Linked DNA regions of Homo sapiens: region 2 is linked to region 1. A link is a loop called in an ENCODE intact Hi-C map of the cell type or tissue named here. Cell type or tissue: heart right ventricle. All regions are shown on one strand. Links, peaks and the distances in the headings refer to the core of each region. The heading gives the core; the rest is flanking DNA. Region 1 overlaps RALGAPA2 (Ral GTPase activating protein catalytic subunit alpha 2). Region 2 overlaps RALGAPA2 (Ral GTPase activating protein catalytic subunit alpha 2).

The links. A loop is a pair of places that touch in the nucleus more often than their neighbours do. Peaks named below come from ENCODE experiments on the same cell type or tissue, not always from the same donor. Only the 100,000 strongest peaks of a DNase experiment are listed, where the experiment ranks them.
Region 2: it touches region 1 in a loop (3-fold over the local background); 5 of 110 quality-filtered maps call a loop at or near these places.

What each region holds. Positions count from the first base shown.
Region 1 is chr20:20,404,204-20,417,049 of GRCh38, forward strand. RALGAPA2 (Ral GTPase activating protein catalytic subunit alpha 2) reads right to left here. Exons shown (of 40, transcript NM_020343.4): 38 at 7,824-7,945. Among named protein-coding and RNA genes, the nearest start is that of INSM1, 43 kb to the left of the region's middle. RefSeq lists an enhancer at 6,374-7,008. In heart right ventricle, for the core only: a CTCF peak has its summit at 3,907 (motif pointing left); a DNase peak (open chromatin) is centred at 6,670.
Region 2 is chr20:20,461,293-20,474,138 of GRCh38, forward strand. It overlaps RALGAPA2 (Ral GTPase activating protein catalytic subunit alpha 2), which reads right to left. Exons shown (of 40, transcript NM_020343.4): 37 at 11,537-11,664. Among named protein-coding and RNA genes, the nearest start is that of INSM1, 100 kb to the left of the region's middle. RefSeq lists an enhancer at 2,677-2,726. In heart right ventricle, for the core only: no CTCF peak of the experiment used is centred there; no DNase peak of the experiment used is centred there.

The DNA of each region.
Region 1 (12,846 bases), core at 3,220-11,219:
TAAATATGTAAAGTTACTTATTTCAAATGGATGGGCATGTTTCCCATTTTTAAGGGATTTTATTCCTTCTGCTGTTTGAGGGACTTTAAAGGCTAATGGGCAAAAAGGAACCGGCAGGTTTAGTTCCTGTTATCATCCTATATCTTCCTGGAAAAGGGTAGTACAAAATATTCTTTCTTCTTTCTGTCAGAAGACTTAACTGCGAATAAGAGAGGTTCCATTTGGCCTCTGCTTTGGTTTGGCTGTTCCTAAACAGGAATTTGAGCAAAACCACTGAGTCTTCTAGGAGGCCCCTCAGCAGCTGAGGTTGTGCATGCACCACCTGCTGAGCCAGGAGGACTTGAGGGCCAGTCACGATTCACAAGGAATGTGAACCCGGGGTGTCGGGAGCTTCAGGTTCTTCTGAAATACATTCTCAAGGTTATTTCAAATAAGCTTTAATTAAGAGTTATTTCCAAAAATTGTCTCTGAGAAAAATTCCTGGTACCTGCCAGCCATCTCTTGGCAACTGCTAAAGCGTCCCCTGAGCTGTAATTAGCAGTCAGGCAGGAGGAAGATGCCACCTGCACTTAAAACTCTGTAAGGACTGGGAACCCAGAACCTAACGCAGCATTTCACAGAAAAACCGCACCTTCAGAGTTCTGCCAAGGGAACAGATTCAGTGCAAGGTCACACTTCAAAATGAATGATCTCAGGCCGCTTCTTATTCTGGGAACCTATGAATACTCCCAGCACCAGCCCCAGGGTTGTCAGGAGTGTCACTGTCCCCGCAGTGGCTCTGAAACATGTGGTTTCTTTCTCTCTGCTCTTCTCACATTTACTATCCTCTATCTTTTTATTTTTGTCCATGGGCCTTCCAGTTCTCAGACATTAGGCAATGTGGGGAAGTTCCAAACCAACTGGCAGGATGCTTAGTAGAATATCTAATACAAACGAGGCAAGTTTTCATTCTCCTCAAGTTGACAAGGCAAATGGCATGGTCCATCTCAGGGAAATCTCAACCCAACTGGCCTAAACCACTGGCTGGCTATCTTTTTGACATGTGGTTATAGTTTGGAGGAAACTTATCTGAGCTTATTAATAAATAGCCATTTTTTTTGTGTGTGGCTCACGAGTGTCTGCTTTTCTCCAATAAGACTTCAAGCTTCACAAGGGAAGGAGAGACACAGGCCTGCATGAGATTCCCAGAGCCTTAGTTTGTGTTGCCTGAAGTGCCCTGCACAGTCCTGCTCAGTGGCAGCCTCCAGGGGCAACAAGGACCACGTCAGAGATGGTAACATCTGACAGGTAGCAGTGGCACTTTCCTAGCCAAGCAAATGAAAAGAATGCTTGTCTCATCTCTTCCAGAGCTGACACTGAGGAGAGTAAAAAAGTTTTAAAAGAACAAAGGGATGAAGAAGCACGAAGCCTAAAGTGGTGCTAAACAAGGTGATCGATAATTCCCTTTAAAACCCTCGAGACCATCTACGAAAGCACCTCGAATCAAGTTTCAGTTACTCGGTCTGTGGATTCGCTGGCTCCTGACTTCCCCTGCCTTTCTCCACACCGGCTTCTTATCAGATTTCTTGTCGGTGGCCCACTTTCACTAAGAGACTGGGAAGGAGGGGACAGATGAAACATAATTACGAGTGTTTGCTCTGCATCTTGCATCAGGCCCACACATCTGTGGTCTAGAGACACACCTGTGCTGCTTAAAGCAACAGCCTGATTCCTTTCTGTCCTCCTTTCTATTCACTCCTGTTGCATGTAGGAAAGAAATCCCATGTACCAGTCTCTAAAGAATTTACAGTCCATTATGGAGAGGAGACACACACGCAGGATAAAGGCTTACATATGCTAAGGAAAATCAAGATATATGTAACCACAAGTCGGATGGCACTAAAATTAAGGCCTAAATATTTCAGAGAGGATTTAGGGCAGTGGTTCTCAGTCCTGCCTGCACGTTAAAATACCCTCAGTTTTTTCTTTTTTTTCTTTTTTAAAATTCCATGCTCAGGTCACACCCCAGACCAATAAATCCGAATCTAGTGGAGGGACTCAAGCATCGGTATCTTTACAGCTTCACAGGGGATTCCAATGTGAAGCCAGAATTGAATCCCACTGGGTCTTGGTGATGGAATGATAGCTGGTAAAAAAAACTTTCTATCAATGTTGTACCATCTTTCCAAGAAGAATACATCTTAAATTGGAAAAAAATCAAAGCAAAAGTGGTCAGAATCAAGCCGGTTATGAGGGAAGGAAGACTTGGGCTGTGTCCAGAAGGGATTATGGGGGTAGAAGAAACATCTGTCCAAGGCAGTTGTCTGTAGGACATGTGGCAACACTTTGGCCAGCTACAGCCAAGTGTGCTGAGGGTGCTGAGTGGGATGGCTGAGTTATTGAATAGATGGTCATATAAGATAGTTTGTATTTAAGGAAAACTTTTGGGTCAGGTGCAGTGGCACACACCTGTAATCCTAGTACTTTGGGAGGCTGAGGTGGGCAGATCGCTTGAACCCAGGAGTTCAAGACCAGCCTGGGTAACATGGTGAACCCCTGTCTCTATAAGAAATACAGAAATTAGCTGCATGTGGTGGCTTATGCCTGTAGTTCCAGCTACTCAGGAGGCTGAGGCTAGAGGATTGCTCGAGCCTGGGACGGGAAGGATGCAGTGGGCTGTGCTCACACCAATGCAATCCAGGCCTGGGCGACAGAGTGAGACCAAAAGGGAAAACTTCTGTATTATCTGAATAGAGTAAAATTTGACTCTGGCCTTTAGTATGAATAAAGAGCTGGTAGCTACGGCTCTGATTATGGGATTATCACTATAGGGTGGGCACAGGGCTGGCATTTCCATGTGAAATGGGGAGGTGAAGATTGAGTTGGCACTGATTCCAACTTGCCCATGACCTTCGGTGGTCCCTTCCTGGGTTGGTCTTCAGCTTGCTCCAAATTAATGTGACAGGGTTAGACATGATCTTTCCTGAAGTCCCTTCTAGTTCAACATTCTATGATGTTCTTTGCTGGCTTCAGCAAAGTTATGGGGAAGCTGAACACATACAATTCAAAAGAAGCACTATTAATTAAAACCGTATTAAGACCACTTTAACAGGGAGGGAATGAATATGAATGTGATGAGTCTGTCACATGACTATCCTTTCAATGAGCGGGGAAACTCTTTTTGGTGGTTTGGGTTAGGATTTACTTGTGCTGTTTCTGGGAATTAACTTGATTATTAACTGCCCAGTGAAACGGCCAAGGAAGACTGCCTGTCAGGACTGCATGCGGAATGACGAGCTGCATATGGCGCGGAGGCCTTAGCAAGCAAAAGCTGGGTGTAGCCATATCCCTCTGGGCAAAGGCTGGTGAGTTCTAAGAGGAGTTTGTGTAGTGTCTACATCTCAGATTTGCTTTGGGGCGAATGTGTAACATAAGTGCCTCCATCTGCAGTTTTAGGAGAAGATTTTATTGGCCACCAAAATGACTCAGTGACACCAGGCAGAGTCTTCTGGCAAAGGTTCTGCAAACTTAACATAACGACTGTGTTGTAGAAGAAAAGCTACAGAAGTCTTTTTCATTAGGTAAGTGGCAATAATAACCCTTTCCACGAGGGCATCCAAGCAATTGTGTGAAAGATGAAAGTTTGCAGTTTTGTGCAGTAGCAGGAATGGCAGTGGCATCCTAAGACCGACTCAGACTAATCTGGTTTAAGCTCCAAATACGACCTACATTAAAAGTGGCAGACTCTGATGAAGCATAGTGAGGAATTTTCTCCCACTTGTTCTAAATCCTGGAGCCTTGACAATCCAGCCTATCATAAAGGAGGAAGTATTTCTGACCATATCTTGGAGAAATCAAATGCTGTGTTTATGCAGGGCTAACAAATAAACAAAGACCTGTGCTCCCTCTGCTGGCTCTCTATAGCAATATTGAAGCAGAAAGGAACCATACGTAGTATTGGCATCTTCAGCAAACACAAGTCAGTTTGGGTATTCCGAGAAGAACCACTCATTTAACTTGGTTTTGAACATTCTTTGAGAAAAATCTATCAACTTCTGACAAAGGCACTTGGAAATTCTTAAAATTAGATATTAAATGAGACATACCTGTAGCCCTTGGCTACCAGATTGCTAGCTGTGACCGTAATAGTGATCTGGGGATTGATTGATCAACAGACACAAGTGGATTCCTCCAAAATTTTTAGATCCAGACACAATCTTTAAGGCAGTTCTGAAAAAAATCTCAGGTCCAATGTAAAGTTCCTTTTTTTCTCTTTTATAAGAGCAACTTCTAAAAAGCAAAGATTTACACTATTTATATCTTTTCTGATAATGTCAAACACTAGACTTGATTTTCCAAATCATTAGCATGCAGAAGAATGACCTCATGGTGAACAGATGCACTTGGCTGTGAGCTGCAGTGATTACATCAGTCCCTCCCAGCAGTCGAGGGTGCCCATTCCAGTTAACCCTTTCAAGGCCTCTCTGCCGGTCCCTCTTTCTTGGTGATATGATTGAAAGCACAAATTTAGTCCCCCACCCCAATATGTGTGTGTGTGTGAGAGAGAAATGTATATGTGTATATAAATGTATTTATACATAAAACATATATATGTTAATTGCAACCAATATTTTAATACTGGCTACATTTTAGATTATTTAATGCTGGTCAAAAAAGGAAGGTAAACTATAGTGCTAGGTAAAAAAGTAGTTGAAATATCTTTACATGTCAGGTGTTATCAATACAAGTAATGGATGGAATAGATACAAGGTAGATACGATGGTCTTTAAAAATATTTTCTCATTAGGAAAATAGATTTTGTTTTGAAAGCTCTTTGAAAAATGCCGAGCGCTCATATATTAGCAGCTACACCACCATGTGTGGTTGACGGCGCATCCTGAACGCAAGCCTGTTCACCTGGCCAACCCACCCCCGCAGGGCTTGTTGGGCGGATGGGTAACAGCACCTGGATGGGGAGAGTCAGAAGCAGAGGGCATTTTCCAACAGTGGAAGCTTCAGGCACAGGCCATTCCCACCGAGTGCATCTCCCACTTTTACTTCAGACTTAAAGGCTGATTTTGGGGCTTTCCCTCTAGAAGTGGGGGCTGCATGCTGCTTTCTGGCTTGCTGCTACCAATACAGTGCAGAATGAATGCAGTGTTCAGGTGATGCTCCCTCTTCATTAATAATAAAGTCCTGGTGGTGAGGATACAAAGAAAACCTAGGAGCCCCTAATTCCTCAGATTGTGCATACGCATGTGAGCCCAAGCCCAAGGCCCTGCTTTGATGACACTGAGGGCCAGAGATGGTCTGATTGGGTCCTAAGTGCACTGTGGGAGCTTAAGCCGCTCAGGGTCAATTTTTCCAGTTGGCTTGTTGCTTGGAAGAACAGACTTCACCTCAATTTCTTAGTTTAAGCTGGCTGGCTCATCTGGGTTTGATCGCCCTTGTCCCAAGAACATAACAGTGTAAACAAATGACAAATGTTTTCATCTGTAGAAGTAGTAACAGATAGTGGACAGGGATTCCTCAAAAGCGAAGCCAGTATGTAAGCTAGAAGATGCTTCCGAAAACGTGCTTGTCTATGGTGCTGAAATGCTCTGTCCTCATTGTACTGCCCCACATTTCAGTTCAAATCAAGATTATATCTAGTTCATTCCTACTCAGCGTTATGAGAAGATATGCAAAGAATTAAAACAGAACATTATGCCTAGACTTAAAAATCACACTTAAGGATAGGCATGATAGACGTATAAAAATGTTTCCCACTCAACACTGAATTCCTTAAACCATGAACACTATGAAATGTAATACTGATGTTAATAATTTGAAAAGCGGAGGGAGTAGCATTTGTCTTGATATTCCATGTTTGGTTTCACGTTCCTTTTAGAAGAGTTCCAATGCCCACCCTCACATGCTGTCAGAATCTTCATTCTGCTAAGCAATTTTCAAAAATATGACGTTCTTGAAGAAGCCTATTGACAATCCTCTCCAAGTAGAGTTCTTAAAAACTCAAATTGCTCCTAGAATCTCACTCATTTCTATTGGTTTAAATAATTATGGATGTTTGGAAAAGATCAAATTAGTTTATACAGAGGCTAAAATATACATAGAAAACAAAGTCCATCATTATTCATTTTGATAATATCTTAATAATCTTAAGAATGTAACAGTTAAGGAATGAAAACATCTAGTTATTATTTACGTGTTTAATTTTAAGAAGTAAAAAGCTTTCTCAAGAGTTAAACAAACAAACAAAAAACAAAAAACAACCTGCACTGAAAAATCAAGTCCTCACGAAGAGGGGAATAATCTCATGAGGGTGGGAAAAAGCTGAATGAGATCTTTTTAAAATTAGCTTTGCTACAGATCCCTCATGTTCTTTCACTGAAAAATTAGAAACGATTTAAAATCTCTAGCCAGACCGAGTATGAAATCTTCATTTCCCTTGAAACGAATTTGTTTTTGTCTTAGATAGAATGTTGGCAGAGTGTATAAAAGAATTCAATTCACAGCTGTTCCACTTTTTTAATGTAAGAAACATTAATCAAAGCTTTAAGTTATAAGCTTTTCTCATGTTGCTTAGTATTCCAGTTCAACAAAGATCAATAGAGGCCATCCCAGTGTTCCTTGACGCCTCACCAGGAAGCAGAGGCGTGATTATGCAAATCACGCTGCTCCTGCACCTCTGCCAGCCTGCTTATCTCCCAAGCCTTCTGCCTGCTGCTCCTGGCTCCCTGCGCAAGTGCGTGCCTCTCCCTCTTATCTCCCAACAAAGCTCTGAGAGGCAAGGATTGAGGCCAGCGATGTTAAACAATGATGCATGGCTGATTTTATTTGTAAGTGATTTATTTCACTGGATTTAATTTTTTTTCACTTTGTGTATAAGATATTTGTTAACAAGTCAGAATAGGAGAAGTAAGGCAGTGTTCAGAGACAATTGACACAGGTTAGAAATCTATTAAGCACTCTAACAGTTTCATTTAAAGCAGTGGAAGAAGAAGGAAGCTCCTCACTGAGAATCTCAACATGCATTGGCTAAATATCCCATTTATTCTCTGAAAGGCAATTAATCTGTAATTATATGCAGAAATTTACAAGTAATAATTCTATTATTTGAAAGAAACACACAGTAATCACATAATCTGTTTAAGTGGCAATACATGTATTTTTCCCCCCAAACTGGAAATATAAAAAGAATAAAAACCTAAAAACAAGGAAATCTATGGAAACTTTCACAATTTTCCACTGGCCCTAATAAATGAAAATTATTGTAAGCTAGTTTCTAAACGGGTTCCACACCAGGTGCTGCTCCGGTCGGCGGCTTGTCCACATGACACAAACCACTCCAGAGAGACACGCACACTGCACTGCTGTAATGATGGACCCCGGGACACTGTCCTTCCATGTCTCCTGCATTAATCCCTGACCTTCGAATCTCGGCAGCATAATCCCCATTTAGCATTAGTAGCAACGGCTTCCACTGTGAGGAACTCTTTTTTGATAAGTAAGCACTGATTCGGGCATCGCTTTTAAACAGCATATTCCCAGCTCAGCAAGAAACCCACACTCCTGAATGAACCGGAGCACATTACTGAGAAAAAGTTCATTAACCTTGCTAGATTTGAAGGTTAACAGGATAGCTGAAGAAAGGAACTGAGTGAACAGCTCGAATACAAAACAAATTAAAATGAATGTCATCATTCCTTTTGATATTCATTAGTTGATTCAGAGGGAGAATGCTCTTCTTAAATTTGCAAAGCATTTATCTGTGAAAAACAGGTGTACATCTGCTGCTCGAATGCGTCTTAAGCGCGTGAGAGAAGAATAATGTAGACACTCACCCGTTCCGCTGAGGGAGTAGCTGGGAGAGGGAGAAAAGACTTGGGCTGCGAAATCCTCGAATGTCATTACTTCGCGGTGGTTCTGAATTATTGCTTCGAGATACAGAGCTCGCTCTTCATAGCTGCGGTAATCGGTTAAGGAAACAAGTGCACGTGCAAAGTGGCATGCAGAGCAGTGACAGAATTCACTTTTAATACCGTTGTGCAATTTTTTCTGTGTAAAAAAGTATCCTGCAGGTTCTTTACCATCTTGCAGAAAATTAAGTATTAGTCATAATTCATACCCAAATTCTGGTTTTGAGACCTAAGTTTCTCTTAGACTTTAATTGCATTAAATACTAATAACACTAAAAAACATGTAAAGCAACAGTTACAGAATAACATCATAAGATCATTAGGGTCGATTTAAACAAAAACAGGAGATACTGATTGCAATAGCATCTCTTTCCACTGACAGTGGTAGATCTTTTACATCCTATTTCAGTGGATAAAACATTCTTAGCCTACTGACATATGAGTTGATACTTCAAGCAACTTGGTGATACGACAGTGCAGACGCTTCTTAAAAATAAGAAGATGCAAGTTACTGGGAAGAGAGAAGGCTAGGAAGATAGATTCTGAGGGGGCATCAGAGCCTCTAACCAAGACAAGCTGTGAACATTGGAAAATAAGAACTACTATGTGAGAGAATCTACCAAGAGTGCACAGTGCAATTTAAAAAAAAAAGACTACTGCCTTTTAATTAAAACTGCAGTCTGGAACACACAGCATTCAAATGTGTAATCAAAAACCAGTCACCAATAAAACTTACAAGCGTAACACACTGAAGCAACTTTCCAGCTGTCTTAATAGGACCCCTGCGTGTGGCAGGCTTTCACAGGGCAGAAAGCAAATCTTCCCCTTTTGTGTGTGGCTTCTGTTTCCTTAGAAGGTGAATCATGCACTTCCAATAACAGGATAACGTCAGAACAATCCCACAATGGATGGAGGCACTGCACATACGACGTTATGAATTAACACTTGGGGAAGTCCGCATGACGTCTCATTTTCCCCTTCCTCATTATCAATGCAAAAGTTAAAAGACATGTTTCAGTCGTTTTGAAAATCATGCTAATTCTCCGGGAACACAGGGAATGCGGATCACCATCAGTTTATTATTGGCAGCTCCAGAAGAGGAAAAGTAACTCTAGCATTTCTCACTACATTTTCAAACTATCTTTTCAAAATGGCCTCTTTAAAAATACAAGTTGGTGACAATTATGTCCTTTCAATCAGCCTTCAAGACAGCACGTGTTTTTAAATGGTCAAATACTTTTCTGCTTTCTTATGGCAAAGTGTGCACACCGATCTCTAAATGCAGGCTCTTCCTCTCCCTACTCCTTCAGTTATATTCAGAGGATAATTTTCATACCGTGAGGAGACCAGAGGCATTCTAGGGCTGTGCTATCCCATACAGTAGCCACAAGCCACACGTGGATATCTCATTTTAAATCTGAATTAATTAAAGTAAAGAGCTAAAATTCAGTTGCTTTGCCCCTCCCCCCACCTTGCTATATTTTAAGCACTCAATAGCCGCACGTGGCTAGGGGTTCTATACTGGATCGCACAGATACAGGATGTGCCTGTCACCGTGGAAAGCACTACTGGACAGCGTGCTGCCAGAATTTCTCCGTAAGTTTGTTCTATACAACCTCAAGCAAGGAAAATGTGTTTGAAGATTTCCAAAGTGGCCCCTCTAATGATTTATGATCTTTTATATAGATGGGCACAACCGCCCAAGGCCTGGGCAGCATGAGCCTGAACTGGCTTCTTGACTGTGGGCTGAACTCCTGGTGACTCGCCTTAATGAACAGGCTGCCAAACTTCCTCAGCGAGAGGCGCCTGCTCAGGCCCAATTCTAGAGGGACCCACTAATGCCATTCACGTCTCATTATGAACACACTTATTCTGCACAGCACTTGGCTGTCGCCACGGCTCGGCCCTCCGTGCATGGCCCCAGCAAGCCGCTGGTCCGGGGAACAGCAGGACGTTAGGCCTGAGTGGCCGTCTGGCGAACAGGCACTCTGACACTAAGCTGGCACGTGCTGGCCCAGCAGGGGCTGAGCGAGGCGTGACAAATTACTCAAAGAGCTGAGCTAAACTTATGGCTGACAACCACCTGAGCCTTTGGACCGCCGTGGCCCGCTGTCAACGCTCAATTCATGGCTCCCCCTTTCAGTCCATCGTCTGCTTGTGGGCCTGGGTTAGAGCAAGCACGTCCCTCTAAAGACCTGTCATGCTCTGCCTAGCATCGTCCTGCTGTTTCCTCAAAGGCCCCACTGCGTCCAACACATCCACATACAGTGCTTGGGACAATGGTGAACAAAAAGGAAATGCGTGCGCATTTTGCTAACTACTCTGCGGAAGCCACGTATCTGGAAAGTGGCTGGCTATGTTAATCAAGCTCATGATCAAACCTACAAAGGGACGTTTTGCATAATACCAGATGAACTGACCCCAGACGGCAGCCCACCGTCCCAATCCTGGATGGCACTATCATAAGCTTGTTCTTGTCATAAGCTTGTCCTTGTCAAGGCTGAGAGATCTGGGCACCTTAGAGGAAGTCCAGCACTATATTTAGAGGAGTAATAATGAAGTTGTGAGATTCTCTGATTCAATGAATATTTATGGTCTGACTCCTAAATTAAGGCAGTAGGAGACAGAAAACATAAAGGTGCTTCCAGAACTGGATCCTGGAGGAGCAAGTGTTTCCTTCATAGAAGGTTCCTGACCCTGCCATGCATGCCCCCGACTGTCACACACAGCCCACACTCTCCCGCCCACTAACTGGAGTGTTAACAGTGCTAAACTGGGTGCTGTCATTTAGACAAACATCCATTAGGGATTGGGGTGAGACCAGGAGATCATCAAATACATTTTCGCTCATGGCCCAAGCCAGGGCATGTAAACACCCTGACAAAGAGAAAACAAATATCCCCTTAGCTCTGGCAGCGTTTAGAAACAGCCAAGGAGCTTGTGGGTGCCAAAAATCATTTCTTTTAGTAGCCATAAAAAACACAGCGCTGGGATCTTAACTGAATTAATTGCAAGGGCAATTTGGAGCAGTATCATCTGACATTTTCTTATCTAATATCCTTAGGGCTTCAATGCTGGTTGCTTTCTATAACAAAGGGCATTTATAATCTAGACATCAAAATGCTTGTAAGCTTTTCACATGTAAGACATGTTAAAATGTTAAGTGAATGCTGAAATAATGCTGATCCCTGGACGGTCAAAGACCTTTCACTGAAAGAGGCACCAGGTCACCAATCCGATCCCTGTTTCAATACTAGCCATGGCCCTTTTGTTCCCTTAAAAAGTTTACTAACAAATGTGTAACTTTTAATTCTGTTCTGAATTATTATCTCATGAAAAGCCACACACAACAAAGTACTTTTTTAAAGAGCAGTTTTCCCCTGGATTACTCAATTCAGGGAACATTCAAATTACTGACCAGAAACCCATCTTGGCTTCTGGACATTTCTCAGTTTCTTTAGCCACTCATTCTGTTCACATTTTCACATATGAATTTTTATCAAGAATTTTGATTAAGAGACAGGCCTGTAGTCCCAGTGACTCAGGAGGCTGAGGTGGGAGGATCACTTGAGCCCAAGAGTTTGAGTCCAGCCTGGGCAACATAGCAAGATTCTGTCTCTAGAATAAAAAATAAAAAAATGGATAATATTCCTCTACTTTACTAAAGAGGTTATACGCCTTTACTGGTTACATTTTATCAAAAATTTCCAAGAGAACTTCTCGAGACTCTCAAGACACACCCTGCTGAATCTGCAGAGCTGTAAGAATCTGAGAATCTGAACCTGTCCCCCAACTTTACTCTCATTATTGTTTGTTTTAGGTTTTAGAAATGACAGTAGCAGCATGACAGTCAGGAAGGAGCTTGTATTTTGGTGGAAGGAAGGCAGGGTTTGAATCTCAGCTGCCCTTTTCCCTGCTAGGTGTTGATGTCCCCATTTTACATGTGAGACAGCTGAGGCAAGTGGTTCCGACTCCAGCCTCAGTTGTCCTACTAAATGTAAAATGGGGACAACAACGCCTGTTCTCAGGACGGCTGGGAAGATTAAATAGAATCCTATATATGAAGCATCTACCTGGGTTCCAGCACAAAAAGAAAAGCATGATAAATCTGGATTGACTCCTCCCTGCCTCTACCATGTGGGCCTAGGGTTTTGTTGCAGAAAGAATGTAGTAGGTAAGCTGGAGGAGAGTTCTGTGTCAGGCTCCATGGCAAGCAAACCCCCTTTAGGCTACACCCTCATGAGCAGGGAAGTCCTGTGGTCTCCATTTTACTGATCAGGTAATGAGAGCTCAGAGAGTTCAAGAAATTTTCTTGAATCACAGTCACACAGTAATGGAATTAAGGCTACAGCCCAGGTCCTCTAACCTTTACTGCTTTCATCTAATATCTTGAATTCTAGAATAAATGGTGTTAAGTTCAAGATCATGTGTGAGGATGGGAACTAAACTCCAAATGAGACAAATCAACTGACTTAAATATACGTGAGCTATAATAACCAACCCGCAACGTAAACCTGAGTGCGTATGTGTAAGCTGCATCTATACCCAGATCATGCTGACTTTATAAAATACAACAAAACAACAATTATTCCATTTTAATTTCTTTTTACTCATTCGGGCTATGTGTTTGTTGACTGTTGTTTAGCACTATCAAGCTTCTTTTATCAAAGAAATAAAGAGAACTGTCTGTAAGAGGCTATGTTGCAGACTGTATTTTTTCAACCCTTGAAACCCTTCTTGCCTGAACCTTCTCTAAATTTCCCAAGAGTGGACATGACGCTCAGACTGGCAAAGTGGCCCCGGACACAGGCAGCCTCCTGACATCAGTGTGTGTGTGCTGTAACAGTTTGCGTACCCACCTCAGTTTTCTTTCTGAACTCATGCAGCCTCTAATCACTGGCACAAGCAAGCCCAGAGCTAGCCATTCTCATGACTCTAACTCCCATGG
Region 2 (12,846 bases), core at 2,614-10,613, 56 kb after region 1:
TATGAAAATACTCCTTAAATTTAAAACTAACTTACATTTTTACTGATATTCTTATTAAAATTGGTTTCTTTGGAGTATAAATTCAATTTAACTGAGTTCAATTTTTTTAATTTCAAAAGTGGGAAGAAAACACACATCACAGCTAAGCCGAACTCTCAGCAGGCAAATGTAATGTGATGACAGTTGCCATCTTCTGGGAGAAAGCTATGGCTCTTGGATGTTAAAGGCAGAGCATGATAGTAAGCAGCAGCAGCTCTCTCCATCAGCTCTACGCCTTCTTTAAATTCCACTGAGGATGGCAGTTTGGATGGAGACCCCAAAATCTATTCTGTCCATCTGTTTTATTATTCTTAGAACAACTGTCAAAAGTTGCCCAGGGATCAAGTTGCAAACATACTAATTTGCCTTTGAAAAGTAGGCCCTGGGGGAATTCTGGAACTCTGCTTATAAATTCAGAATCCCATCAGCCAGCAAGCCTGCCCTACCCTTTGTGGAGGTATGAGACTTTGCACTTCCAGGCATACATCTGCCTCAAAGCCGGGATGCACTGATATACTCACATCCCACTTCATAGGCAAATGAAGGGAGAACCAAAGGGACTTGGCATCTTAAGGGCTGGCTTGTTCCATGACAAGCAGACCCTGAGGTTTCAGGAGGCAGCCCCTTCATTGGTGTTGGATTAAGGACCAAAGCTTTGTGCTGGAGAGTTTAAACAAGTGGACAAGGCAGAGGGACAACATATTCTGTGCTCTTTTATATCCTAGGACCAAAGAGGAAGATTGAAGACCGAAATAAAGCATTAGAAAAAATAAGCTAAGGAAAGATAAAAATCATAAGCCACTAAACATTGTAGCATTTCATTTTTGTGATTCTGATGAAAAGAGTTACAAAAAGACCATCTGAACATACAGAATATCAGGTGTAGGTTTTCTAAGGAATAATGAGAAATCACCCAAGAGTTGGCTATTTAAAATATTGTGGCATTTTGGGGACATGCTATCCTACTAGAAACGAAAGCAGCTGTGCACTTCTCAAGTTGAATGTGTTAAAGCCATGTGCAAAACACAATGTAAACATTAAAGTGCATCTGGACTCCCTAGGGCTGGCACACGGGACACCTGATCATCACGGAGGAGAAAAGGGAGTGGGCACCAGCACAGAACCCTGCAGTATCCTTCCTTCCTCCACCCTGGCCCCAATGGTCTCTATCTAAGGCTTTCAAAGCACAGGGCCTCAGAAATGTATCTGAAGCACAAAATTCAAAGTACCCCTTTTAGAGTGTGGTAAAATTCCTCAGTAGTAAAACAGAAAGGACACCCTTTCAAGGCTAACATGATGGCATTTGGGTCGTACTCACCCCTAGATTACCAAAAAAGTATTCTGCTTTCATTAAAAAATTTACTTGAGTGTGTTGCAAATTACTCCAGCACGGAAACCTGCTGGGAGCTCACTGTATACGCCAGGGCAGACTCTGCACAGAAGGGACCACCATTTGGACTTGCCTGCTTTGTCCTTCTTTGGCTTTGCAGCGTCTCTTATTCTAATAAGGTATGTATTATCCTTTTTAGAGATTTGAATAACAGAAAGTCTCACTTTCAAAATATTGCTTATAATCCCAGAGTCCACTAAACGTTCTGTGGATGCTGTTTATGGCATTCTGTTCCTTTCAACATGGGACTGATAATTAGTAAACTGAAATTTGATTAATGTTGGATTAAGAGGTTCTGATGTCTCACTGCAATGTGTTATTTCAGTCTGTGGGCACCAGAAGAGATTGTCTTTAGGAAACTTGTTCCCTTCCCTTTCCAGAATAGGAGGATGGGCTTAAAACCCTGACTTTTTTTTTTTTTGTTAAAGAATTCAGTTTGTAGTCAACAGTTTATAATGTAGGATTCAGTTTTTTTTTTTTCTGTCTCACTGTTTTTTGTTTGTTTTCTCACTTTGAAGCTGGGGCCAATGAATTAACTATTTAAGAGAGAACAAAATAAACCTGAAATAAAAGTCTTCTTCCAAAAATGCCAAGGGTGGGCCTTCCTGGTTGAGTAAGTGATTTGGCATGGATAAACGGTTCAGACAGCTTTAGATCTCACCAGGCTTTGTACCCGCTTTTGATAATATTAAGAACTCCTCTGAAAACAAAGGAGCCGTGTGATATAAGTATCAAAGCCTATGAAAATGACTAGATAATATTTAAAGGGAAAATTAATAAATTTAGACTACTTTGTGCTTTTTTAAATTATGATTTTTATTAGGATTCATTAGGATTATAAAAAGTCTTGTAATGGCCAGACTTTTTTCTATGCTTCATGGCCAGAAGATTCCATGTCTCTTCCTTGCCTGTGTTTTAAAATTTATAATCTTGTTTGCCTACTGCTGAAAAGTGTGGAAGAATCAGGAATAATGGCTCCCTTTGAAGCTCTGTCATTCCCAAAGTAACCATCTGAATGCTAAAGAAATATTGTCATTTATGGAATGACCTTTTGCTCTTTGAATACTCAGACATTAATAAATGTTAAATGCTTAGCAATCCTAGCAGCACTATGAAAAAGGTAAGTTGGGTCAGCAAATACCCTCTTGCATGCTTTTGATATGATGACCATTTCCACTTTTCTAACAGCTTTCTAATAGCAAAAATGTATTTGGGAACAACAGTGGAATTTGTGTCATCATGACCAAATGATTACGGTGCAAACCCGAGATTCTTCTGGGGCCCAGCAGGCTTCTGGTCCCTATGGAAACGAAACCTCAGATATTGTCCTCCACTCAGCTGGAGGACGAAGCGCCAGGAGGCTTTTGTGCTTGGTGAGATTTCTTCCACAACCTTCCCGCAACAGACCCTAGTGCTTCCTCCAGACTCTTTTCTAATTGAGATGCAAATTAATCTCTCTGGCTGATTACACTTCCCTTAAAGCTACTGACAAATGCAGCTGTAACCAGAGTTTGCGGACTTTCCAACAAGTGACTTCAGCTGTCAGTATTTGCATGCTCAGCCAAGGCCCGCCCGCTCCCAGTCTCAGAGCCATGGAGAGCTTCCTTTAGGCATTACAAGCCTGTTTTATTTATGTGTATACAATTTACATACAATTAAGAGTTAAAAACAAAAAACCACAACTAGGTCCCTAGGATTTATAAATGGACTCTGACAATGAAATTAGGCCTTTTCAGACACTTCTTTCTGACCCAGGTCTAGAGAGTCACTCCTTTCTCAGGAGGCCAAGGCTTTGATGGTACATTTCCCTCCCACTTCCTTCTTGTCTGCAAGGTTTCTGACTTTAACAATGTTTGAATTCAATCTCTCTTTCAAAAACCAACTAAATAAACTAATGGCTCTAAGAAAATGGGATCACTTCCTTTATAGTGATCTCAATAAGATTCTGTTAATTTAAAATCAAATATGAAGTTACCATTCTAATTGCCAAGATTTCCATATAAATGTGCTTCAACAACTTAGGGGTGATAATGTTAGAATGATTATTTAGAGCACAATAAAAATATGCACAAAACACCCAGTAAGAAGAAAAAAACACAAAAACCAATTTTTCGGTAAAAATTATTTGCTTCCTCTTGAATCCTATCTATTTTTGAGTTCCTACTATGTGTCAGGTGCTATTTTAAGTGTTCAGGATCCAGCTGTAAACTAAACATTCAAAAATGGAAAAGAGAGAGTTAATGTATATTTATATACATACATATGCATACATATTCTATTCCTAAGGCTATATTTCACCTTAGGCAATTAAGGCCTTCAATTTTGAAAAAGTATCATTTTATAAAATATGATTTACTTTTGGCTTCTGTTTTCCAAAATGTTTCTTACCAAATTACTCTCCAGCTTCTTCCCTCCCCCCGCAGGCCTTCACACACACACACACACACACACACACACACACACACACACACACACACTCTCTCATACTAGGGGACAGCAGCAGAATGGACACAAGGCCCCCACTGGGAAAGCCAGCACTGTGGCAAGAGTGCCACATCTGAGACAGAGGATAGAGGAGGTTCAGGCTGGCAAGGAGTGAGTCAGAGCAGAGACGACTATGGGAGGGTGAGGGGTCCTTGGCACAGGAGGGCCTCAAGGGCAGTGTGAAGGGTGGGGTATAGCAGAGTGGCTGAGAGGAGACTCCCAGGTTAGGGGTCATCCCAGTGGGAAGCAGCACGCTCCCTATGATGGTTGGTAGTGAGATGCAGTGACCCACTGGGGATGGAGCTGAGAGAGGGGGGAAAGAGAGAAAGAAGGAAGAATGAGGCTGTTCCTGATATTCCCCTAGGGGGAGCATCAGCCTGGTTTCTCCACAGGCTGTGAGGTTGAGAATAACTTCTGAAGGGATGGTCTTTTTTCTAACAGTGAGATGTCACTCTATAGCAAAAATAGCAGAGTGTACCACCTTCTCTCGAGATTTCTCCTGCACCTTCGCACTTCTCACGGGCCTCATTTCCATGCACCAAGAGTGGAGGGCAGCTCCTACCCCAGGGAACCAGCCTTTCACACAGAAGAGGACCTTCTGCAAGGCACTGAATGAACAGCATTCTACCAGCCTTTATTTTAATACCCACAATGGTAAAAAAGTAAATATTTCCTGAGGCCTAACTCCACAGTTAGGTGGTTCCATTTTTACAACAGAGGTTTGAAACTCCAGTATCTGCAAGGGCCAGGCTGATAATATACAACAATTGCAGGTAACGTTTGCTGGGCTTTCACCAAGGAACAGGCACTGTTTTACCTGCTTGGCCCATTAGCCCTCTCACCAACTCAGAGAGACCAAATGGTGGGTGCCATGGTGGTGGTGCCTGGCACCAGGCCTCAGCACTGGGGAGACACCAGGAGGGACTGTGGTGACCGTGACAGCACATATTCTGTGGAGAGACTGCTGTCAGTAGAAGGAAGGCCCCATAGGGTCAGATATTCTGATTCTTCAGGAGAAGTCAAAAGTCTAGATTTTTTAAAAATGCAAACTCTCCCAATTTTTCAGCATGGCTGACAAACTCAATTTTTAGTTTAGTTTTTTGGTAATGTGAGGAGGACAACTGCAGTTAAAACAAAGCCCATCTGTGGGCTGGATTTGGTGTGCTGGCAGCTGGTCTGCCCACTCTGGTTTTTGAATGTTTGACTTGACACTGAGATAAAGCTGCTTCCTGGTTGCTTCTATTCACTGGTCACAGTTCTGCAGACTGCCATCCTCTTTTAATACCTCTCAGACTCCTGAAACAATTACTTCTTGGTTTTAATGGCTCTCCATTTGGTTACAATTTCTCTGGATTGGCTCTGGGTTGGTCGAGGTCCCTTTTAAAATGTGGCCCCAGGGCTGCACACCACCTTTGGATGCTCCCTGAGGCTGCAGGAGCACAGGCCGTAGTTCCTGTGACTGGACCTCATGTTTCCTATGCAGAGGTCTCAAGAGAATGCTGGTGTGGCTGGCTGTTGCATCACTCTCATCTCTCATCTCCAATCTGTGGCCAACCGAAATCCTCAGACATTGTTCACAATGACTGCTATGAAACCACATCACTCTCACCCTGTACTCAGGCAGCTGATTATCCAAAGCCCAGTACATAACGTTACATTTTGCCCTCTTAAACCTCATCTTGCTGGCTTGGGCCTGGAAGTCTCTCATCTGTTGAGATAATCCTAATGTGTGACTTTGCATCGTGTCAAATTAGTTAACCCTCTCAGCTTTCTGACAAATGGTGGCTTGATAAACATGTTTTAGACCTTTATGAAAGTTACTGAAAAAACTGCTGACTGGAAGACGGGTTAACAGCAAAGCTGTGGCATCGAAACCATACAAGACACACAAAGCTTCTTGCTGACTGGTGCCCATGAATTAATGTATTTTAGATTTGGTCACAGTGAAATCACCCAACTCTCAGGGGCCCATATTTCTCTCTTATACCTGCCAGATGATAGTATTTTATTTTATATTTTACCAAAATCAAGATGTATATGCTTCCTCTAATCTCCGAAAATAGTAATCTTATAAAACACACAGTAAGTGTGTTCCGGATACTTTGTCAACATATTCATTTCTGAAGGCTCACAGGCTATTTAGTAACCTAGTCTAATAATTTTACAAAGGATCCATGCAACATTCCAAAATTCATCCTTTAATCCTTTTTGAAAACAAAATATTTTCCTGTTTCCAATTTTGGGTACATCCTTTATTCTACATGATTTCTAAAAAAATATTTCTTGTGGTTCTGAGATTATTTGTTCTACAGCCAGATACACGTGGCCCTGCAGTCTGGAGCTTAGGTGCAAGAGCCATTGATTGATTGATTGATTGATTGATTGATTGTATTCTTAGCGACTTGAGTTTTAATTTATCCACTTAGGCACTTCTCTGTCCCTTCCCATTTGAAGGAGATGTGATAGAGAAGACGGAAGTCATTCAGATACTGGCTAACAGTGCCCACCTGCTAATTTACAGAGTCAAGAGCTCCTCTTTGAATCTTGATGTGAGTATTTTAACTATGAACGCATCAGAGAACGCAACCTTGTGCAGCTATATTGGTTGCTCCTCCAGGCCTCCCCTTTTTCTTTCTCAGAGGAATAATTTTAAGTTTTTAATAAAAATCCCCTTATTAAAAATCTCTAATTCCTCATTCCCTTTTACAGTCTCAGCCCACCCAGGGGAATATGCTATTTCTTCCTCTGAACTCTTCTTTTTGTAAGGTGCTTCCCAAGTGTCTAGGGTACAGGTCTACCAACATTTTTTTCCCATTCTTCTTCTTCTTTTTTCCCTCCCATTCTTATACAAACTCTACTGAAAGCTCATTACTTTTTGCAACGTCCAACGTCAAAAATCCATTCCTTCAAATTACTAAGAAATGGATCCAAAACAAAAATAGTAGTGCCTCTTGTTTGCATCTCTCAGAAGAGAGATGAGATTGTCTGCCAGCCAGGAATTTATCAAACACATGTCACCTTTGGTTGAATGTATGTCAGAGCTGATATCAAGTAGTAGAAATCCCCACTACAGCTATATTTTGCTTTGGGCCTGTTTAGAAATTTGGATTAGAAAAGCATGGCCATCCCTCCCATCTGGGGGTATAACTCCATTCTGGCTGCCGCTCTTCAATGCAGCCCCTCTCCCCATGCATTTTTCATTCACAGGCACGTGTTGACCTCACTCAGGAGTGTTTCTTTGTGGTGCTGCTACTATCTGATATGTTTTAACATCTTACCTTGCAGTAATTCAGTTCTAGGTCCTCTTATACCCAATCCTCCAGGTGAAGACTTGAGTCTGCTAGAACCAGTCATGAATAAAACCACCCAGTAGGATGTCTCTTTCTTGGCCAGTCTGCTGAAACTAACCCTTCATTTCTCTCTTTCCTGCTTTTCTGTGAAACCATTCTCTCCTATTCCCGTCTTTCTTTATCTCTGCCCCCTCCTTTCAAGCCATTTCTTCAAATGGCCCAGAGAGTTCTGTCTGCGATTCTGTTCTCATACCACCAAGAGACCACCGTTCTATTCTTCTCATTCTCTCCACACCCCCACAAATCTAGCAGGTCCCACACTGACTTAGTCCACCTCCTTTACCTAGATATCCAATCCATCATCCCTGCCACTGCCTTCGACGAGACCCCTGCTCTCTCTCAGAACCCCGTCCATGGCCCCTTAAATGTTTCCATCACCTCCATCCTGTGTGTGTGTGTGTGTGTGTTTGTGTGTGTGTGTGTGTGTGTGTGTGTATTCTATACTCTGCCATATGGAAGCATCTGTCATTCTCAAATGTGATAATATGATGTGCTCTTTCAAAGCCTGGTCCATGAACAAACATTGGCCCCTCATTTGGAGTATCTTCACATTTCTATTCCTAGCGGCAACGACTGTGCCTGGCACATGGCAGGGGCACTGTAAATGTTGACGAATGCTAACTGGTGCTGCCCGGCAAAATAGAACACATGGTACCATTTGACTTATTTTCTGAAATGTATGGAGATGAATGGAAAAAATAAAGATCTGTCCAGGAAAAAGAACCAAAGATCCCACTGAACAAGAAAGAAACAAGGTTGTTATAGCTTTAGGGAGAGGAGTCATTTTTGAAGATGTGAAAATTCGTAGCAGAATTTAGCAATGAGATTCCAAAGTCATGGGTCTAAGAGGGGACACTCTGGTACTATCAAACACATATGTTAACTGAAAATGAAAGTACATTTCACTTGTGAAAGAATGAGATACAAAATTATTTTTTCTTAGGCAGCCCAGTTCTCTCCATCAAATGCTGATAGTTACAGCGAGTAGAGATGGTGAATGCCATTGAGACTATTGTTCTATTGAAGTGGACGTTTATTTTAAAAAGCCACCATCTGTTTGATTCAGGGTGAACTCCTCCTAACGGGCACACTGCATATTGTGTGGCAACCTTTTCCCTGAAACAAGTTATTTGATGAGAAGAATGAAAACCTTGGCTCAAATGGTTGTGGAAACGTCTATCAGTTGACCACGGTTTGATTTTGGAATCTTTAGTCGGCTTGGGAATGGTAAACATAACATGTGGCAAGCTTCCCATTTACAACCCTCTAGGCACAGGAATAGGCTCTTTGATTGCCCATGAGGGATAGAAAAAGCAGATGGCAGGTGAGTTGGCCCTCATCACTCAGAAAAGCAGTGGCCACAAGATGAAGGCTCCACTTGACAAATTTGATTTAGCCTGCAGAGGACATCACAGGAGAACCCAGGAGGGACAAAGGGGCTGCGATGAACCGTTCCTGAGGGTGCTTTCCAAAGATACCCCTACTGTGCTTACATTTTTTTTTAATCATATAAGACAATGGTATTTTTCAGTCTTCTATGTGCCTTTGCTGCAGAGTTCCAACTGTTAACTCAGCCAAGGGCTCCCAAATAAGAACTGCTTTGATATTGATTCTAACTGCATTTACTTCTCAAAAAGACCCCCAAAGGGAAAATTTGCTCCAGCAATGCCCCCATCCTTAGCTTAATTAGAAATGTTTCATTTTCTTAAACATAGCGAACAAAATTAATATGTAACTGCCCACATTTCCACTTCTAGTTAAATATTATAAAAACTAAAGCCCAACTGACACGATTTTAAGGCAGTAAGTATCAGTCATTAGCTGGGGAGAGGACAGAGAGATAAGAAAAACTACTCCAAAGTAATTCCACTGGCTCGTTTCTTTAGTTGTCATCTTAGCACAGCATCCAGAGTAAACTCCCACAGCTGCCTGATGTCAGGTGCAATAAGTGGGGAGGGAGTGTAGGGCCCATCATGCCCAGCATGTGTAATCTCCCCAAGGGCTGAGGAGATCAGCAGTACCTTGGGCACACCTAGAACCGGGGCTGGCTATATAACCTGAGGGTCCCAGTGCAAAATGAAAATATAGGGCTCCTTTTTCAAAAAATAGGAAAAAATGCCTTTAAAGGTCCTAAAATATAAAGGTTTTCCTATTTGTCTGCAATCTCTCAACTTGTCATGGTATTTTTTATTTGCTATTTAATGTTATTCTAACATTACTGTTTTCCATTTTATTTGTTTTCTCTTATTATATTCCTTATTTCTGTCCTGAATATTAGCCCTTCTGCAGACAGAAATTAAAAGAATAGAGTAGTTAAATGATTGCAAAGTTTTCCCCACTAACTCCATCTCTATAAAAAATTAGGTATAACAGTTGATTTCTTGTTTTAAACAATTTATTTGAATAATACCAATTAAATTTTCTCCAGGTACAAGACAAAAAAAAGTTTAAAATATTGATAATGATCAACATAATAGTTTTTAAAATATTTTTCCTAATTTCTGTACTACATTGTTGTTTGAGATGTCAAGTTAGCTATTTTGTGAGTTAGAGTACATTTACTAACACACAATAGCATCAGTAGCCCTAGCTGGTATCCACATTAGTCCTGATGTGTCACTGCTTGAAAAGTTTTCAAAGTGATTCTGAATAGTATCCTTTGAACTTTTAAAAATACCATTTTCCCTAAACCTGATCATTCCAATTGTATCACATTAATTCTTATTTGAGAAAGCAGTGTTAAACAAAATAACAAAGCAAGTATTTTATAATGAGAAGTTCAGTAAGTAGAGAAGGTGACATGACAAAAGTCACAATGGAATTAATATAAAATGGAATTTTCTCATTTGTAAAATAAGATTTTTTTTTTTTTTTTTTTTTTGCTGCCTTGGTCCAACATACTTGACTGATGCGTGCCCAGCTCGTCCTAGTTGACATGCAAACTGACAAACTAATCGCTGAATAGTTCTTTCTCATTTCTGCCAAGAGGCTCTTTTTAATAGTATGTGAAATAAAAACTCCATGCTGAAGGCCAAATTGACACCAGCCACAAGATTACGTCTACAGTGTTGTGGAAATCACTGCAAAGAATGCCATCTCCAAAACACTCACCACCAGCCTGGACAAAGCACGAGAGAGTACACTGAAGGGAATAATCCTGCCCTGGCCCCCAGGGGAGGGACCAGATGGGACCTAATAGCTCTTTTCTACTACTCATTTCTATGATAATTTTAAGTTGCCACATGGCATATGTATTTTTTTTTAATCTAAAGGCAGAATATCAGTCAATGAAGTGACCAGGATTTTAATGAAAGGTATTTTTTCATGAACCGTATCTATTCACATGGGATAGTTTTCATCTACCCCCAACTCTCACTTGCTATAGCAACACATCACTTACTATCAGGTTGGGAGAAGTATATATAGAGGTCAAACACAATATGTTTCAAATTATTATCAATACCAATTAGAAACAAAGAGATTCTAAGTTTTATTAGGAGGTCACTTTTTTTGCATCAATTTTATAAGGTCACCCATCTTAATCTCTTTTTCTTATAACTTGAGATCATGCTTGAATTTAAGGACTACAGCAGGCCAATTAATGTTTGAGGAAAAAATTTTAGGAGTGAAATTTATTCTGTTTTTGGAAACAAAATCAGGAACTAGAGAAAATATCAATGATTTGGGAAAATTACAAAAGAATTTCTAGCTATTCCTATTGATAAGTCCAAATGCAACTTAATTCAGGACATCTTTCCCTCTACCCTCAACCAAATGCAATTTCTATCTCCTCTGATCTTCCAGAAACCTACTTGCACTTCTCAGGTGGTACCTGCCACATTCTTTGATTTATTAGGGTCATTTCATTTGCTTTGGTTTCTGGTAGGCACTCTGAATGAGCGATACGTTTTGCTCAGCATCCCACCTTATATACAATGGACTGCCACAAATAAGAGGGATACAGGATGAGACTGAACGTGGGGCAAAATACCTAAGAAGATATGAGCATCTCATAATGGTCACAGCTTCTCAGACACAAACGTATGTGAGTAAATTATGAAAGTAAACTCTAAGTTTAATGCAGCATAAAATTATTATATTTAATATAAATTAACAAATGCTATGAAAAACCACTATGTTATTTTTAACAGAGGTTGAAAAAAATTCTCTTCCCTCTTCAATTCAGTTTTGAATACTTACCTCTTATGAAAAACTGCCAGGAATCTTGATTCTGGGATGGTTAGTAAGTTACACATTTAAAGCAAAAAGATACAAGCTCTGGTAGAGTGGGATGAGGCACTTCACAGCCCTGCTGGCGTTGATGCACGTGGCACATACAAGGCTTGGCAGCAGCTTCCCACTCACTATGGCTCCATCAAACAGAGGCCCAAAAAATGGAACCTGTTGATTTGAAATGGAAAAACAAATTTTAAAAACTGATAAAAGTCAAATCAAAGATATGAGAGTAGCTGACTGATGTCAGACCTGCAATGAGCACTTAAGCTGTCACCCACAGAGCAGACGCTGACCTTAACAGGACACAGGTCTAGGGCTTTCAAATTGAGTGAAGCAGGACTGCCCCACAATGCTCCTTTACTAGGGATTCTTCAGCAAAACTTTCAATGACAAAATTTTACCAGGTTCTTCGTTTTTTCTCTTCTGTTGTCATTTACAGAAATGGTGTTGCTCTTAAGTGCCTACATCATGTGAATTATGCATGATACACAGACATGCTTCACTGCACACTATCCTTGCATCTGTCTGAAACCAGTTATGGAACTGGTAATGTTCCTGCCATGGGTCCTGATGTATATTAACTCTTAAAGGAGATGATGATGATCCCTGTCAACAACTACAAAGTCCTACACAGTCCTCATTCTTCTCGACCTTTTCCCCCTCTGCTTCCAAGATACTGCATTACCTTCATTTCCTTCTACTTTTTTTTGAGACAGGGTCTCCTTCTCTCACCCAAACTGGAGTGTAGTGGCACAATCATAGCCCATTGCAGCCTGGAACTTCTGGGCTCAAGCATCCTCCCACCTCAGTCTCCTGAGTAGCTGGGATTACAGTTGCACCACCACACCCAGCTTCTGTTTTTAATAGAGACTGGCTTTTCTTAGCTGAACCCATTTCTGTTATGTGGAAAACTCACAAGTTTCTGTGCTTGCCTTTTTTGGATTTATTTCTTCTCTCTCCTTTTTCCCCCATTAGAATTTCTTTAATTTTATTCAGTAACATGCAGATTGTAAGTTCCATGAGATCACAATTCTTACATGAGCTCCATGAGATCATGTAACTCTTATATTCATTCACTTATTACTCCCCTATTCATGTATTCAGAAAATATTTATTATGTGTTGGACACTGTTCTACTCACTGCAGAAACAACAGTGAATAGTACAAAAATCCCTGAATTTATTGAGCTTGGAATTTATTGGAGATTTTAGAGAATAAACAGTATAAACATATAAAATATATGACAGGCAGGAAAAGTGCTAAGGTAAAAATAAAGCAGGGAAGAGCAATATAACTTTATTTTTGGGAGGGGTCTCCAGTTGGCTCTAATGGCCAGGGTGGGCTTTA